Regions from separate parts of the Homo sapiens genome. Here region 1 is linked to region 2. Evidence: chromatin loops called from intact Hi-C (ENCODE). Cell type or tissue: CD14-positive monocyte. All regions are shown on one strand.

Region 1 (8,000 bases), 140 kb before region 2:
GGCATGAGCCACTGTGCCTGGCCCATAATTCCTGGATTTAATACTTTTTCAATACATAGTAGAATTTATTGGTATTTATAAGAAATTCTTATCCCCAACTTGGGTAAGGAATTGATATTCCAGTACTGGATCACAATGCACTGCAAAGCATAACAGGCAAAAATTACTACTTTTTAAGTGATTCAGCATAAAAAATACACTTAATTATGCTCAATATTAACTTCTGAAAATAATATTAAAATAAAAAATTCTGAAAATAATTTAGAATAGTGTATTCTAAAACCATCATTAAGAAAATCAACTAAAATTGTAATAAAGAAATACTAATCAGAAGATCTTCAATTGTTAGACTGCTAGATAAGCTAGAATTTATTTATAGCTTATCTTAGAAAGTGTAACCGTTTCATTTTCTCTTTTGGCCTTCTGTAAGCAAAATTAGATGCCCCAGTACTCTCATAAGTGACGTTTGTACACTCGTATCTCTACCCTCGTTTCCCTTTGCCTCCATGAAAATAATACAGATTTTACTTTTTTTCTACATATGAAATGATAACCAATCTCTGAAAAGCTGGATACTAATGGTTTGTAGTTTAGTAGTAACATGCACCAGGCTAACCTCTACCACTAAATTATGAATTTAGTTAGATAGCCACTACATTTCTCACTCAGGTGGTCTCTGGTGGATGGGGGAGGAACCCTTCAGACTTGACATCAGAAAATGTTTGTGAGCACTTTAAACATATTTTACATGAATTATTCTAATATAAGGAAGTTATACAATTATCATCACTGGTATAACAAAGAAAGTGGGCTTCACATTATATAATGAAAAAGTGTGCTGTCTTCATGAAAACCTTTCAGGGGACAATGATAGAAATGTTCTTTGACTGTACAGAGCTGCAGTTAATAAAAGCCTGACCTAAAGTTTTTTTTTAATGTTGTATTTTAAGGTGGTGAACACCGTTATTATACATGGTGTGGTTTTGCTGTGTGGCCTCAGGTTTCTAATTACTCCTTCAGCAGCGTGTGCAAATTCTTGGAGGTTCCATATACTATCATTTCATATTGTGGATTTTTGTTTGGAAATTACCTTTTAGGGAGCAAAAGTATTCTTGATTTTGATTAAGAGCTCTCGGTTTTGGCCAGGCACTGTGGCTCACGCCTGTAATCCCAGCACTTAGGGAGGCTGAGGCGGGCGGATCACGAGGTCAGGAGATCGAGACCATCCTGGCTAACATGGTGAAACCCCGTCTCTACTAAAAATACAAAAAATTAGCTGGGCGTGGTGGCGGGTGCCTGTAGTCCCACTGCTTGGGAGGCTGAGGCAGGAGAATGGCATGAACCTAGGAGGTGGAGCTTGCAGTGAGCCAAGATTGCTCCACTGCACTCCAGCCTGGGCAACAGAGCGAGACTCCGTCTTAAAAAAAAAAAAAAAAAAAAGGAGCTCTCAGTTTTAAGATTTTCCTTTTTGTCTGAGTCCACGGGCTTTACACATCAGGGAGTATAATTTTAGGGAACGATTCTGCAGTACCAAAGCCATAGGTTTTCTTAGGATTTGACATATTTAAGAATAAGGTTAGATTTATTTCACTACAAAAATTTACCAAGGACATGTAAGGTTTTACTTTGGTATTGAGGAAACATTCTTCAAAAAATTATTTTAATTATGCATTTAATAAAACTGAAATAGAAAAGTGAGGAGACCTTTTAAAATATATGCATTTTATTACTATAGTTAAAATATGTAGCAACAGTGAAATAGTATGTGAGACCACAGCAAGGTGTTCCCCAAAGCACTTGGAAGGTTTCTCTGAGAGTTAAATCCTAAAATGGATCAGAGAAGGCAATGCAGCCCTGTCTAGTATATCCTAATGCTCTCAGGCAATCAGGGTTTTCCTAAAACTTCAATGGAGGCCTGAAGGAGGAGGGAACTTGGACTTAAATGGAAGCATGAGCAAGCGAGTCACAGTGCCTAACCTCGGCAACATCTGTCTGTTTTCCACGGGAGAGGGTGCAACGTCAGGAACATTCATTTGTCGGGTCTGCCTGTTCAATCTTGCCATGGATATGGGCACACTGGTTCTAGTGTGGGGGATTATTCCTAATCATGTAACTAACTATGGGGCCCATCCATTAAGTTGAGCAAACTGGAGCAGCTGCTCTTAGGCTGAGCTTGGCGGGTGTGGTGGCAGGAGCTATAGGGGATGTACATTTCACTCTTGTTTTCTAAATATGATTACAACTCAGTTTTTAAAATTTTGTCTTTAATGATACCCCCAAGGACATCTGTGACAGCTGCTGGCAATTTCAGCAGCCTCCTTCAAATGAAGTTATGGTAGCGATCTTAACTGGTCAAGTTGCCCCAAGTTCAGGGCCTTTCCCATTGCCTTTGTTCTGATTCTTTACTTGTTCACCAGACAGTTATCTAATAATTCACTTCCTGTGTTGGTTTCCTGTGAAGTCAGAAAATATTTCCCAATCTGCTTGACGGTAAACGAATATGCTGACATTCTGGTTTTTCATATGTGAGAGGTAGGGAAGCCTAACATTAAGTAGCATCTCATCTCCAGGATGATCAGCTGAGATACTGATGGCAGTGATGGAGCCAGGACCAGACCCTGTACTGAGGTTAACCTATCCGCCTTGCAGTGGCAGCAGGTGTCCCCTAAATTTTAATGTACTCCTTCCGTAATATAAATGTGTTACTAAGAAACAGCTTTCCAGCCAGGGACTGTGTTTCCCAGTCGCTGTTAGATCGGCAGGCCTTTCTCCTGACAGAATAAAGGAGAAAAAAGAAGTGGTCGCCTTTTGTATATGAAGAATTAAATTACTGACCCTAGGAAGAAAATTTAGTTAATAGCTCATTTAATCTATTATTCTTTTCTTTGGGGCAAAACCTCTAACAAACACTTGAAAAATTTAAAGGGTCGTATACTTTCCTTTCCAGTGAGTGATGAGCTTACTATGAGTGATGTGTTGAAGAGTGAGAAGCATTGTGTTCCAATTTCAACTAAGTCTCTAATAAGCAGTATGATCTGGCCCTAGTCAGTTAACATCTATAGTTCTTATATTTTTACCTGTAAAGTATGAAGATTTAGTTTCTTTCAAATAAAATATTTTATCAATAGGTTAGTATAATCTTGCAGGTCTGAAACATCTTCCTTTTTATAAATATTATTGAGCTCTTCATGTCATGTTCTATGCTAAGTGCATCACACATGTCTAATCACCCCATGAAGCATATTTCATTTTGTGGATGACAGAAGGGAGGTTTTGAGAGTGGACGTCAGTTGATCAAAGCTAGGAGGCAGCAGAGCTGAGATTTATGCTCTTGTCTGCCCAACTCCATGCCCCATACTGTTAATCATTATGTTGTGTTCCTCAAATTTGGCACATATTATAAGAGGGTTTTTTAATCCATCTTAGTTTGGGGCATGTTTTACTCTCTACAGGGTGATTTCTTTCTCCCATCCTTATACTTTCTCTGTTTTCTGAAGCCTGTGGAATTGAAAGAACTTTTGTACTACCATTTGTTTCATTCTATAAACAGTCCCAGATCATTTGAAACCCAAATCTTTTTTGAAACTTGATGTACTAGTTTAGTGTTCAGTTTTTTCTTCTCAGCATATTCTTCTGTGCTTTCTTTGTGTAAGGATGGCAAAAAAATGGAACTTTTAATGTTATTGAACATTCTCACAAATTAGTTTGGTTAAAGGAAAGAATCTTGGCTTAGGATTTAGGAGGTGCAAGTTCTAGTTCTTTCTCTGAAATTTATTGTGGAACAAATAATACTATTTTGCTATATTAAGTTATTGAAGAGTAAAAGATCAAATATGTGAAAAGCATTTAGGATCACAGAAACGAAGTTTTTCTGTGTGACTGCTGAATCATAATAGCTGCAGTGGATTGTTGGAACCAGAATTACAGCAAAATAATTTGGGGCCTATCTTTGCTTTATAAAGATCTGCTTAAGGTAATTGTAATTCATAATTCACGTGGCTTGGCCTACACGTAATGCTAAACTTGGACTGCTGAATATATACAGGCAGAGAGATGATCAAATTGCTATCTGAATTATAGCAGTAACAGCGTGATTTTTTTTTTTTTTAAAGACAAGGTCTCACTGTGTCACCCAGGCTAGAGTGCAGTGGCACAATTATAGCTCACTGCAGCGTCGAACTCCTGAGCTCAAGCAATCCTCCTGCCTCAGCCTCCCGAGTAGCTGGAACTACAGGCACATGCCACCACATCTGGCTAATTTTTTTATTATTTTATTTTATTTTTGTGGATATGGAGTCTCACTATGTTGACCAGGCTGGTCTCAAACTCCTGACCTCAACTGATCCTCCTACCTCATAGATTTAAGAATGTTTTACTATCCAAGTTGTGTGACATAAGACAAATGAATGGGAAGAAAAAGTGGATCATGAAAGTTGTAGAGTTAAAAGAGGAAAAAGAGAATTTCAGGGGACATGATGCTCAATGGAATCATTCAGAAACAGCCTGAGAATTGAGTTGTAGATAAAGTACTTATTAGTAGCATCAGCTGCTGAGAGTCGCTGGTAATTTTGCCATGTTGAAAATGCTATGCTCTTGAACTGGGCGAAGTGCAACTTAAAGATTTAAAGGGCCTGGGAGTGCTCTGCTGTTTTTGAAACACAATGAAGTAGGGGGTGAATAGCTTGAGAGATCATGCACAAACATCTTGAAGTTCAGACTTATTTCTCCAGGACAGAAGGCACATTTTGAGATAGTGTGTGTGTTTGTGTTTGTTTCATAGTGTTGAAAGTGGGAGGGTTGGCTGGGCGCGGTGGCGCACGCCTGTAATCCCAGCACTTTGGGAGGCCGAGGCGGGTGGATCACGAGGTCAAGAGAGCGAGACCATCCTGGCTAACAGGGTGAAACCCCATCTCTACTAAAAATACAAAATATTAGCTGGGCATGGTGGTGGGTGCCTGTAGTCCCAGCTACTGGGGAGGCTGAGGCAGGAGAATGGCGTGAACCCAGGAGGCAGAGCTTGCAGTGAGCCGAGATCGGGCCACTGCACTCCAGCCTGGGCGACAGAGCGAGACTCCGTCTAAAAAATAAAGAAAGTGGGAGGGTTGGGGCTGACCATTCCCATAAACTCATTAGCTTTTAATGCCCTTTGTTTCGGTAAGCATTTTTGGCATCTCTCAAACTATAGTTATTCAGGTACCACCTTCAACAATTTTTGCCATATCCATTTACTTTTTTTTTACTTTTAAATTTAAATATATTTTAAACAGGAGTTTTGCATATCTGTAGAAATCTCAGGTTTGATGTGGTATAGTTTTTCATAATGCACATTAAAATAAGTACGTAAAATTAACGTAAAGCCTGTCCATTTTTGGTCCACCTAAAATTATCTTGAAACACTCTTTTCATTTAATTTTGGCTCTTCTCTTTGTACAATGAGCACACACAATGTCTAGAGTGGAAGGTCAAAGAGAAAACTCAATGACTGGAAATAGAGATTTTTCAGTGAAATTTTCTAGACAGATTTAAAATGATGGGTGGGTATTACTTCCTCTTTTAGGTTATCAGCCTAAAACAAGTTTGGTTTAGATTTTAGTTAGATTTAATTTCTTTTCTTTTTAAACTAGTGGATAGTTTTTAGGCTACATAAGTTTCTAGGCTTCATACGTGTTTTCTCCCATTAGTTTCCTAGAGGGACTTTTTTTCTGGAAAGTTCCACACTTTCCTTGGCTTCAAATAAGGGGGAACAAAGTTTCTCCATGCTTATTTTATTGATGAGGTCTGCTCTACCAACAGCTAAGCCCAGGGATTTGGTTCAGCACAGCCAGCATGCTGCCTTTTAAAAGCCAGATTCAGTGCTAAGCTCCATGATACATAGAGGAAGAAGGTTCTCACCTTCTGTGAGGCATTGCATGTAAACAACCGAAACAGTCCGGTGTGATATAGGTATGTGCCAGATACAAGAGAGATCAACTCTTTGGGTGAATCAACAAAAGCCTTAATAGCTGGGAGAGCACTGGGGGCTGAGCACACTGAGTGGGGCATGGGGAAGGTAGTACACCATTTGTGGTATTGAGAATGCCACGGTTCTTTCTCCTCAGTCTTCATAGATGATTGTTCTGCAGAATCTCTATGGGTTCTGCATTGGCTAACGTGGTGTTCTGACGGAAATTAATATTTTAAATGTACAGTAATGCACAACCTTGCTGCTCTGACTCCCTTGCACGAATTCAAAGTAATAGCTAGAGAACCTTCAATAACAGTTGGCATGTTGAGATGGCATCCTTCCCAAAACAACATCTTAATGAGGTTCTATGCTTCAGGATCAGCTTTTCTGGTTTAAATATATTCAGACATATCCTACGTAACTGGAAGCAATGTGGCAGAAGTGGCAGGGGTCACATTGTGAGTTTTGCTGAGTTAGGCATGTAGGCCCCACAGTGTGAGGGACTCTTCGGAGCAGTCCTGAATATACAGTGATTCTGTGCCTGGGTGGGAGTGTGGTTGCATAGGGGAGGACAAAGAACATGATGAATTAACCTTACCCACGTTTGGGGAAGTTTGTACAGAATGTGAGATGGAAAAATTCTAGTTTCCATGTATTAATGCCTTCTTACCCATATGCTCATAGCTGGAGCCACTCCCCTATCCACCTGAGCTCCCACACATTCAAAAGCTGGTAGTTGAGGGATCTTTCACTGCATGTACGTTGGGTGTGTGTATGGGGGTTCAGTTAAAGGAGAAAGTGTCTAAAACCCCCACAATGCTGATTGCATTGATGAGAGCATTCAGACTTAGACTTTTAGGGACTTAATATATACAGGATTTTTTTTTAATCGTTAGCGGTATATTATTCTCTTTCTTTCTTTTTTTTTTTTTTTTTTTTGAGATAGAGTTTCTCTCTGTCACCCAGCCTGGAGTGCAGTGGTGGATCTTGGCTCACTGCAACCTCCGCCTCCCAGGTTCAAGCGATTCCTGCCTCAACCTCCCGAGTAGATGGGAATACAGGCACCCCCCACCACACCTGGCTAATTTTTGTATTTTTAGTAGAGATGGGGTTTCGCCATTTTGGCCAGGATGGTCTTCAACTCCTGACCTCAAGGGGCCCGCCCGCCTCCGCCTCCCAAAGTCCTGGGATTACAGGCATGAGCCACCGTGCCTGGCCGGTATATTGTTCTCTAAATGGAGCAAGGAATAAGCCCCTGGGGGGACTGAGCATTACCTCAGACCCAGCCATTTCTGTGTGCTGCCAGAGACCACACCCCTCCTCAGGCATAACCACAGAAGACTATTTCTTTTGGCTGGGTCTCTGACCTTGAAGGATCCAGCCTGCCAGCTGCCTTGAGACTTTGGGTGCTAGACATAATACTGGCAGAGTCCAAGAGTTATTTCTATTTCATATGTTTTATTTAGTATGGCTATATTAATTTTTTATTCATCAGAAGTTCTGCTGTTGAAATAAATGTAAAATGTTTTACAAAACCAAAACCACTGCCATCGAGTTTCATATATAGGTAGAAATATAAAAAACTCCAGAATAAGGTAGCACCCTCAAATGATGTCTCATTGCCTTTTTCTTGGAAACACACACAGCAAGTTGAAAATGTGGATTGATCTGCCATATCTGTTAAATTATTAGTTTTTCTTCTTCTAAATATGATGAGGCAGTTTTTCCTTGGAAAAACAGTTTGTGTTCAGCTTGGGAGGTTGATTTTCCACCATCAGTTTCTCCCTTTAATAATTGAAAACCACTGTTCGTTATTTACATAAAACTGTCTTTTTCTGGTCTGCTTTCTATAACCTTTCCCCTCTTAAGAATTTTAAGAATTCCCTGACTTTCCTCTGAGGGATTTTCTGCCTGCTTTATCCCAGATGTGGGACATTGACTAGGCTGAGGTTTTGGGGATTTTATTTTATTTTTTTTAGTGTTTCTACATTTGAAAGATGTTCTTTTAACCAGTGCACAAATCTGCCACTGAAAAAAGGGGCTTTGAAGAAAAATC
Region 2 (8,000 bases):
CCAGCCTTCTCTGGAATGTTGTGTTGTGTTGGGCTGTGACTTCCATGGAATTCAATTCCTGTTTACCAAGGGCTCCCACTTATTTTATTTTAATATAGTATGTTGAAAAGAGTGGAAAAAAGAAAAGCAATTCAATAGGCTCTTACAATTAGGTTTTGAGTTAGCCTTTGAAAAACAGGACGAGCAAAGAAAGATTTTATTTTTAGGCTTATCTGATAAGTTTCCTTTGTTGTTGTAGTTGTTGAGGGATTACAGGGATTAGTAATCTTAGAAAAATGTTGAGAATGAGGCATATACGGTGTTTTACCCTTGGGTCCTCCCCTGCCTACACTGTGCTGAGAACTGCTCTCTCTGACCGGGTCTCCTGTTTCTACCTGGTTTGTTGTGAACCTGTGTTCTCCACATTTGTCCTGACTCTTCAGGTGAATAACTGAGCCTTTCACTTGGCTTTGCTGCAACCCTTCAGCTCTGTGCGTGGTAAGGAATGCCTGGGTTGCAAATCTCACTAGACCCTGGGGACTCTGTTCCGTTCCAATACCTGGGTTTCCTACTTCAATCTTTTGGCTGGGGTGGGAGGCATGTACAATAACAGCTAATTTCTCAAATATCTATTTACATGTTATTCTAAGATAAGACAGTGGCGAGATATTAAAAAATTTTAGAATCTTTGTAACTAACAGAGTCACAACTGTTGGCTGTCTAATGGAAGGGAAATATGGGGTAGCCTCCATGCACCCTCCTGCTTCCCACCCTACAGTTAGGGATTTCCTGTCAGGCTGCTTTTGGTAGACAGAGCACTGTGCTGCTCGAGGTAAAGTAGATTGGAGCTGAGTGGAAGTTGTCCACCATTCGTATCTGCCTTCAGTGTCTATGTGGAGAGCACAGAACCCCCTCTCCATGTCCTGCAAGGCAGAAGTTACATGTCATCTGGTGAGGTTGACAGGTAGGCAGTTGCAATGATGTGCCTTCCACCCTCATGAGGTGAATGCAGCATGAATGAGTCACTTTTTGAGAGGACCATCAGCAAAAATCAGTCTCCACAATATCAGTGAGAGATTTTAACCAAGTGAAGGGCAGAGATTGAATGAAAATAAACAGGTTCCAGGTCTTTTATTTTATGGCCCCCAGGCTGCATTTCTGAGCCTATACCATAAAGTAAGTTGTGTGTAAGAGGAGTGTGTGCGGAAGAGGGTTGAGGAATGGAAAGCAACTCTAAAACTGAGTTTTACATATTCATCCTAGTAAAAGAAAGAACATTCAGAGGACAGGAAAAAAAATGCCTCCCCATTTTATGCACAGCATTATGATGGCAGCAAAATTCAAGTGTTGTGCATCATACTGGGTGCATTACATCTAGACTTAGACCCAGAATTGTGAAATATGGTGACTTTTAGAGAAGTATTTGTTTTTAAGATGCATGTTATTTAGAAAATGAAGGAAGCCAAATATAATTAGAAAAAAAAAGCAAAGTAAGTAAAATACAGAAGCATAAGGAACAAACCACCCCCCCTCCTTTTTAAGAAAAAGGAAAAAACAGCCTAAGATATGTTACTGTCTCTGACTTGAATGCCCTGGTTTAAGTTCATTTCATCTGGGCACTTTTCCTATTCACATTAAAAATCAGATTGTCTCTGCTAACATTCTTTGAAAAAAGAAAACACACAGAATGTCAAGAGAAAGGACTGAAAAAGACTTAGAAAAAAGAGTAACAAAAGAAAAAGCCCCACAGGATTAGATGACCAGAGCAAACTTTTGTAATTGGTTCCTTTATAAGAAGTTCAAAGGGAAACCTAATACTACCTATTGTAGCACAACATCATTTTTCTTTGGAGAATTTAGTTATCTCCCTTCTACCAAAGCGTTCCTCTGAGCTCACTGTTCTGAATAATGTCTGCCCCACTCTTGCTAATGGTCTAAAATATTTACTTTGCATTAACAATGTGGTTTCACTTGACTGCTTCCAAGTGCAGAGTCATTTTATTTTGAAGTGTTTGCTTTCTTTATTATTATCTGCAAATGTATAACAAAGACAGTTTTGTCTACTTCAATACCTTACAGTTAGCATACTAAATGGAGTCTGCAACACTAGTTACGTGCCCCAAATTCTAGCTCTGAAACAAAGAAAAACAAACACCAGCATCAGTAACATAAATAATGTGAGCAGAAGGTTCATAGATAAAGTGAGACTCATATATATATATATATATATATATATATATATATATATATATGTTACTAATTTCCTAGACAAGAAGAACAAGATATTTGTCAATTACTTTGCCCTGTTTTGGAAAATCTTGGAATGTTTTTCATACCCAGATTCCCTTCCTGAGGGGCTCCCTATGATCACCATGTTCTATCTAATTATCCTGCCATTCTGGCCACAGTTAATGGATTAGGGTGGGCATTGTGAGCCTGGACAGTCAGTTCATAGCTTGGCTAGAGCCCTGGAAGTGACCTAGCATGAAACTCTACTTAACACAGGGCTAGTGATTGGCTGGACAGGTTAAAGACTCTCTTTTTGGGACTTTAAATATGAAACACATAGAGAAAGTCACAGTTTGGGTGATTGGGCAGAATGCAAATGACACCCAGAGAAAAGAGAGTAAGCAGAAGCCATGAGGCAACAAAAACTGTGAAACACCAGAAGCAGTGAGGTGGAGAGAAGGAAAAGAAAAATGGAAAGATATTAGTAGGTAATTATAAGAGCAGAACAAGCAGAGAAGGGTTGAGTCATGAAAATGGCACAGGACTGAAGTAGAGAACCACAAAGACTTGCTGCTGAGGGTTCAAGATAGACTAAAACTGTAAGGATTTTCCCATTTTGGTTCTTTCATGGGGTCTGATTATCGTGTCCCAGAATATCTCTACAATAAACCCTAAAGGTCTGACATAAACCAAATGCTGGTAACCTAAAGGAGTCTACCTAACACAATTTGGCTCCATGATGAATTTTAGGATAATTTTCAAGCATTTTCCATAATAATATGAAATGCACTATGTAATGATTTGGTTACCTACTTAATATTTGCATTTTAAATCACAGTTGACCTCAGAGTAGCAGAATGAATATCCCTCTTCTGAAACCTTCTACACTCATATAATAAATAATGGAAAAAACAATAATAAATATACAATTTAATATAATTAAAATTTATTTATATTTAATTTATATTTAATTTTAAAATATAATATAATAAACAATAATGGAAAAAACAAATGTTTCAATAAAATTACCAAGTTGAGTTCGCTGTCATTATTTAATAAGAATCAGTTATTGTCCTGTTCAGGATCCTACCGCAGTTTAAATCTTGTTGCTGTGGATTTGTTATTGTGAACAACCAGGTACTTTTAGAGCACTGATTTTCAGTGTAATGAAAATTGCTTGAAATAAGAGGGCTGCTTCTGCATGTAGTGTTAGTATTGAGCAGACAGGGTAGGAGTCTTTCATTTAAAGACAAATGTGGAGCACTGCCCTCTTCTGGACAGACTAGGAGGAGCAACAGGGTGTAGATGTGAAAAGTTCTTCTAGTATTTTCTCTCTTTTTTGTCTTTTTTTTCCTTTTTCTGGAGAACGGGGTCTCGCTATATTGCCCAGGCAGGTCTCGAACTCCTGGGCTCAAGCTATCCTTCCGCGTCTTGCCTCCCTGAGAGAGGGAATTACAGGCGTGAGCCACCGCGCCCGGCCGGTTTTTCTAGTATTTTCTAAGTTCACTTTAACAGTATTTAATAAATGTCAACAGGTGTGGATTTACCTGGTGAACCAAATCCCAAGAATGCTATAAATGATCCCTCCTTTGGAAAAACTTACAGATCTGATGGGGAAATGAAATTGTAAATGAAAGGCAACTTCACTGGCTAATACAATAAAGAATCAAATTAAACAAAATTTACTAGTATTATCATAACTTTGGGAAACTGTATTACTTCCACTTTTGTGAAACATTTTTGCTTTCTTTAGATGTAGACTGGAACTATGTACAAAATAAGCTGGTCAACAGCAAATCGTTGGAAGATCAACAGGCACAAAACACGATAAAATTGAATCTCACAAACTGATTAAAACATTAAACTAAAATGCAGACTTACATTGCTCTGCTTTCATAATAAAGGTAGGTTAAGTAAGGTTAATCATGGGTTCCCTTACCTTTACAAAGTTGCTTTGTCATTTTTGCTTACTTATCTTAACATTACAACTCTTGCTTCACATAATGCAAACTAATTATCTCCCTTTGGCACAGAAAGATCTAATGAACATTTCAGAACGTCAACTTGGTTAATTTAAAGCCTATGAGACCCACTGGCAGGCTTTAAGTCTAAGCCCCCAGCTACATCTTTCACTGGGTGGTAGCTTAAGGGCCAGTCTGCCATTTATCCTTGCATATCACCACCTTGGGCTTCCACGGAAGAAAGTATAAATTATTGGCGGGTGATATTCTGGAGTTCTTGGCCACAGTGTCATTTAACAGCACTTCTAACAGCAGTCAAATAGAGACAGTAGATTTATAGTCATTGGAGGGATTGAGAAAGCGAACATAGATTTGGTTGCAGAAGTTGAAGAAATTTGTAGGAAAAAAGAGGTAGTGGTTGTATTTAACAAATTTCACAGTATTTAACAAAAAGTCTTTATTTCAGAAGAAAAGTTTGCACACTGAAAATTGTGCTCTTCAGCCTATTTTGTGTCTTCAGTGGCAAGAAGTTGACACCACTCTAGCAAGAAAAACACGTGGCTTCATTTGCCACCTCTTCCTTCCACCAGACAGCTAGAGTTGCACTGAGTGGCCAGAATAATTCCAGCGTGAGAGAGCAGGTAGGATAGGGTCAAACGTGAGGCCACCAAAATTTAAAACGGCAATAGAAATGTAAGTAACAATCAGGTTGGCTCGGCTCATGCCTTCTGTACTGGTTGTCAGATTATTGCCTCTCAGCTTAAAACCTGCTGTTCAATGCCCTACTTGTAACGCTAGAGCTCCATCATGCAGACATTTCTCCTTGGCCAGAAGAAGGTGCTGCAGGGACACTGCAGGAAGAAGGGGCTTTTCTTCTGTCTCTAGCGTGCCTTTTGTTGGCTTGCTCCTGCTGTGAATTGTGACTGGCAGGGCATAGAATACCCAGTGGCCTTTCCTTCCTAACTTGCTACTTCCAGCTTATAGTTTTCTTACTGTCCCCATCAGCCCACTTACACCCTAATGTGAGTTTCCTGATTGCAAGGTTTAGCCCATTGTTCCCTGCCGGCAGTCTGAGTCTAGCAACACAGCAGCCTTCTCCACTATCCATAGTCTGTAATCATACCTTCCCCAACAAGATTTGAATCCCAGCCTTAAGAAGTGGAACTCTGTCTAAAAAGGATTCCTCCTTTGGGTACTCAACTCTCACCCATAAATTCTGTAGTGCGTTTTTTTTTTCCCCTTTCTCAGTAGCTAATCCCCTATAAATAGCTAATAATGTTTTATATTCAACCTTTCATTTTGAAATGATTGTGTGATTCCTGTCTCCTGACTGAAACCTCTCTGGCTCGCCTTCCAAGCTGTGGGACTCCCCTCTGAAAATGTCTAATAAAATCAGATTTGGACATCCTTGTTGAAGTGTCAAATCAGTGCTTCAAATCTGTATTGGAGATTGGAAATCTATAGCCCTCATGCTGTCTCCATTCTAAAGCAGCTCAGGAGTTTTGGCTTGAAATATTTTCATTCGTCCTATAGATTCAGTCATAGCAGTCTTGTGCATTCAGATCAGAAGCAGAAGAAAAAAAAATATGACTAGTATGATTTGCTGAAATTTTTCTGTGTACACTCAACTCTAATCTCAAATGGAACATTTTATTGAAATAAAAATGATTCACCCACTGGGAAAAAAATTCCCCCTGCTATTCTGTTTTCTCTCTGGATTATGTGCCTAAATCTTTTGTCCTAGAGTTTATGCTTACAAAATTCACCACTTAGATTTACTTCCCTGCTTTAGGCACCCTCATTCATATTGCTTCCTATGATCATTTCCTTGATTTTTTATTACTCATCCCCCAAAATCATTGCTCACATTATTTAATTAAGGTAAAATTTCAATTTATACTATAAAAGAAAAGTTCTCTTCTTTTGCTTTCCAGAATTTCCAACAAGTACAGTATATTAGATGCTGATTTTTTAAACCTAAAAATCGGGGTTTCAAGTTTTTTAAGTCTTTTTATGCTGTATTTAAAAATCCCTTCTTACTGTGACAACAAAGTAATGTGATATTTACACTGAAAAATGATAAATTCCCCCACGTCCCTCAGAGTAATCATCATATTGACATGGACCTGAGAGCAAAAAGCTTCTCAACTTTGACAAACATAATTTGTGCAAGGCCGAGCAGTTATAAACATTGTCAGTAACTAGAAGGTATGGATGGATGCTCTGCAGGAGGCTTTGGAAGCTACATTCACCACACTCAGCTATTTATGATTATAATTCAATGTGCAGATGATAGCTAGTGAAAATAACACCTGAAATTCAGAAGAATGACAGCTGAAAGAGGTCTCTTCTGACAAATATGGAAACCAAAGTTTGGACAGCTTAAGCAACTTGCTTGGAGTCACACAGTGGGAATGTGGATCAGCAGGATGTGGACTCTTCCTTTTTAATCTCCACTACATTGGACATGGTTAGGCCAGTGCTCATCTACTGGTGAGGATCACAGCTCCTTGTGTCCAAACTACTTTCAAAAGGCAACATTATTATAATTATTGTCAAGCCTAGCCTTTATAATCATCTTGATTTAAATGATCAAGTTTATCTCTAATTAGCTTCTCCTAATAACGAAACTATTTTATCATAAATGTGTTTGGAAACCCTAAAATATATTTTGTATAACTAAGGAGGTTTTTTGGCTCTTTGACCAGAGACAGGTGCAATTGCACTTTCTACTTTCCCTTATAATAAACAGAAAGACATATAGGTCTGTAAGTAACAGTTGAATTATCTAATATTTCATTATTACAACTAAAATCAGCTATGGTAATTCTACTGAATATTACACATTTTCATTTAGACCAACTGCAAAATTTTTCTCAGAACAGTTACCATAGTAGAAAAATATCTTTAAAGATATATTTTAAACAATTAGTTTGTGGAAAAAACACTAGAATAAGGTCAAAAGAATTAAATTCTAAGCTGGCTTTTCTTACTATGTGTCCATGGTGATAGCAGATAAGTCTCAATTATTCTATCAGTAAAATGGGGCTAATGATAGATGATAGATGTTCTTTTTATTTCACAAGGTTCTTATAAGGGAAATACAGGTAATAGGTAGGAGTTACTTTGAACTTTTATAAAGAAAATATCAATGCTATTAAAGTTTTTCAATACCATGTTATAATGCTGTTGACTTACAAATGTTCAAAATAAATTAGTATGTCTTATTTAATATTTGTAGTTGTACTTTGAAGTAACTACTACAAAAAGTTAAGTTGTATATTATAAAATTCTGTTTTAAAAATGGATGAATTTTAATGTTGTAGGAATGAGACTTTATAATTAACTTGGCATCTTTTTTTTATATAAAATGCAAGGTCAACTAAAGATTTTTGCCTTCAATGATTTGGCCATTATCATGGGATTTCTTTTCAGACCACTAGATGGCGCAACTTAAGTCTACTACTTGTTAAAAGACATTGTCAGAGGCCTAATGACAGACCGACCTCCTCTTTGAAGAAAAAAACTAGTGAGGGAAACAAGAGAGGGGAATGTTATGAATACCTGAAGTTACACAGTCCTTCTCTCGCAAAGGCAGAGGCGTGCTGAGTGCAGTGTAAGTTCAGGAAACCTGTTCCTACATGTAGTCTTTTTACTAACTCAGAGGGAGGGATCACTTCTCCTGTCTGGGCATAGGTTTCTTCATCTAGTCAATTCTCTTCAAATGCATTCCTTCTCTCTCTTTCCTTCCCTGGAGACAGGACAGAGATCATGAGTTTTATGGGTGCCATGGTCTCTAGGTGCTCAGTACTTGAGACGGATGATGATGGT

Evidence for each region. Hi-C counts contacts between places; a loop is a spot of excess contacts. Peaks named below come from ENCODE experiments on the same cell type or tissue, not always from the same donor. Only the 100,000 strongest peaks of a DNase experiment are listed, where the experiment ranks them.
Region 1: it touches region 2 in a loop (2.9-fold over the local background); 2 of 110 quality-filtered maps call a loop at or near these places.

The regions. Positions count from the first base shown.
Region 1 is chr6:116,390,345-116,398,344 of GRCh38, forward strand. The region is part of intron 1 of DSE (dermatan sulfate epimerase); the gene reads left to right. Among named protein-coding and RNA genes, the nearest start is that of DSE, 23 kb to the left of the region's middle. RefSeq lists an enhancer at 326-485. In CD14-positive monocyte, CTCF peaks have their summits at 3,281 and 3,481; DNase peaks (open chromatin) are centred at 1,957, 2,447 and 3,307; H3K4me3 peaks cover 734 bases; H3K27ac peaks cover 3,364 bases.
Region 2 is chr6:116,528,714-116,536,713 of GRCh38, forward strand. The region is part of intron 3 of TRAPPC3L (trafficking protein particle complex subunit 3L); the gene reads right to left. It also overlaps a transcript of CALHM4 not described here. Among named protein-coding and RNA genes, the nearest start is that of TRAPPC3L, 13 kb to the right of the region's middle. In CD14-positive monocyte, CTCF peaks have their summits at 3,518 (motif pointing left), 3,717, 7,598 (motif pointing right) and 7,799; DNase peaks (open chromatin) are centred at 3,458 and 7,628; H3K27ac peaks cover 924 bases.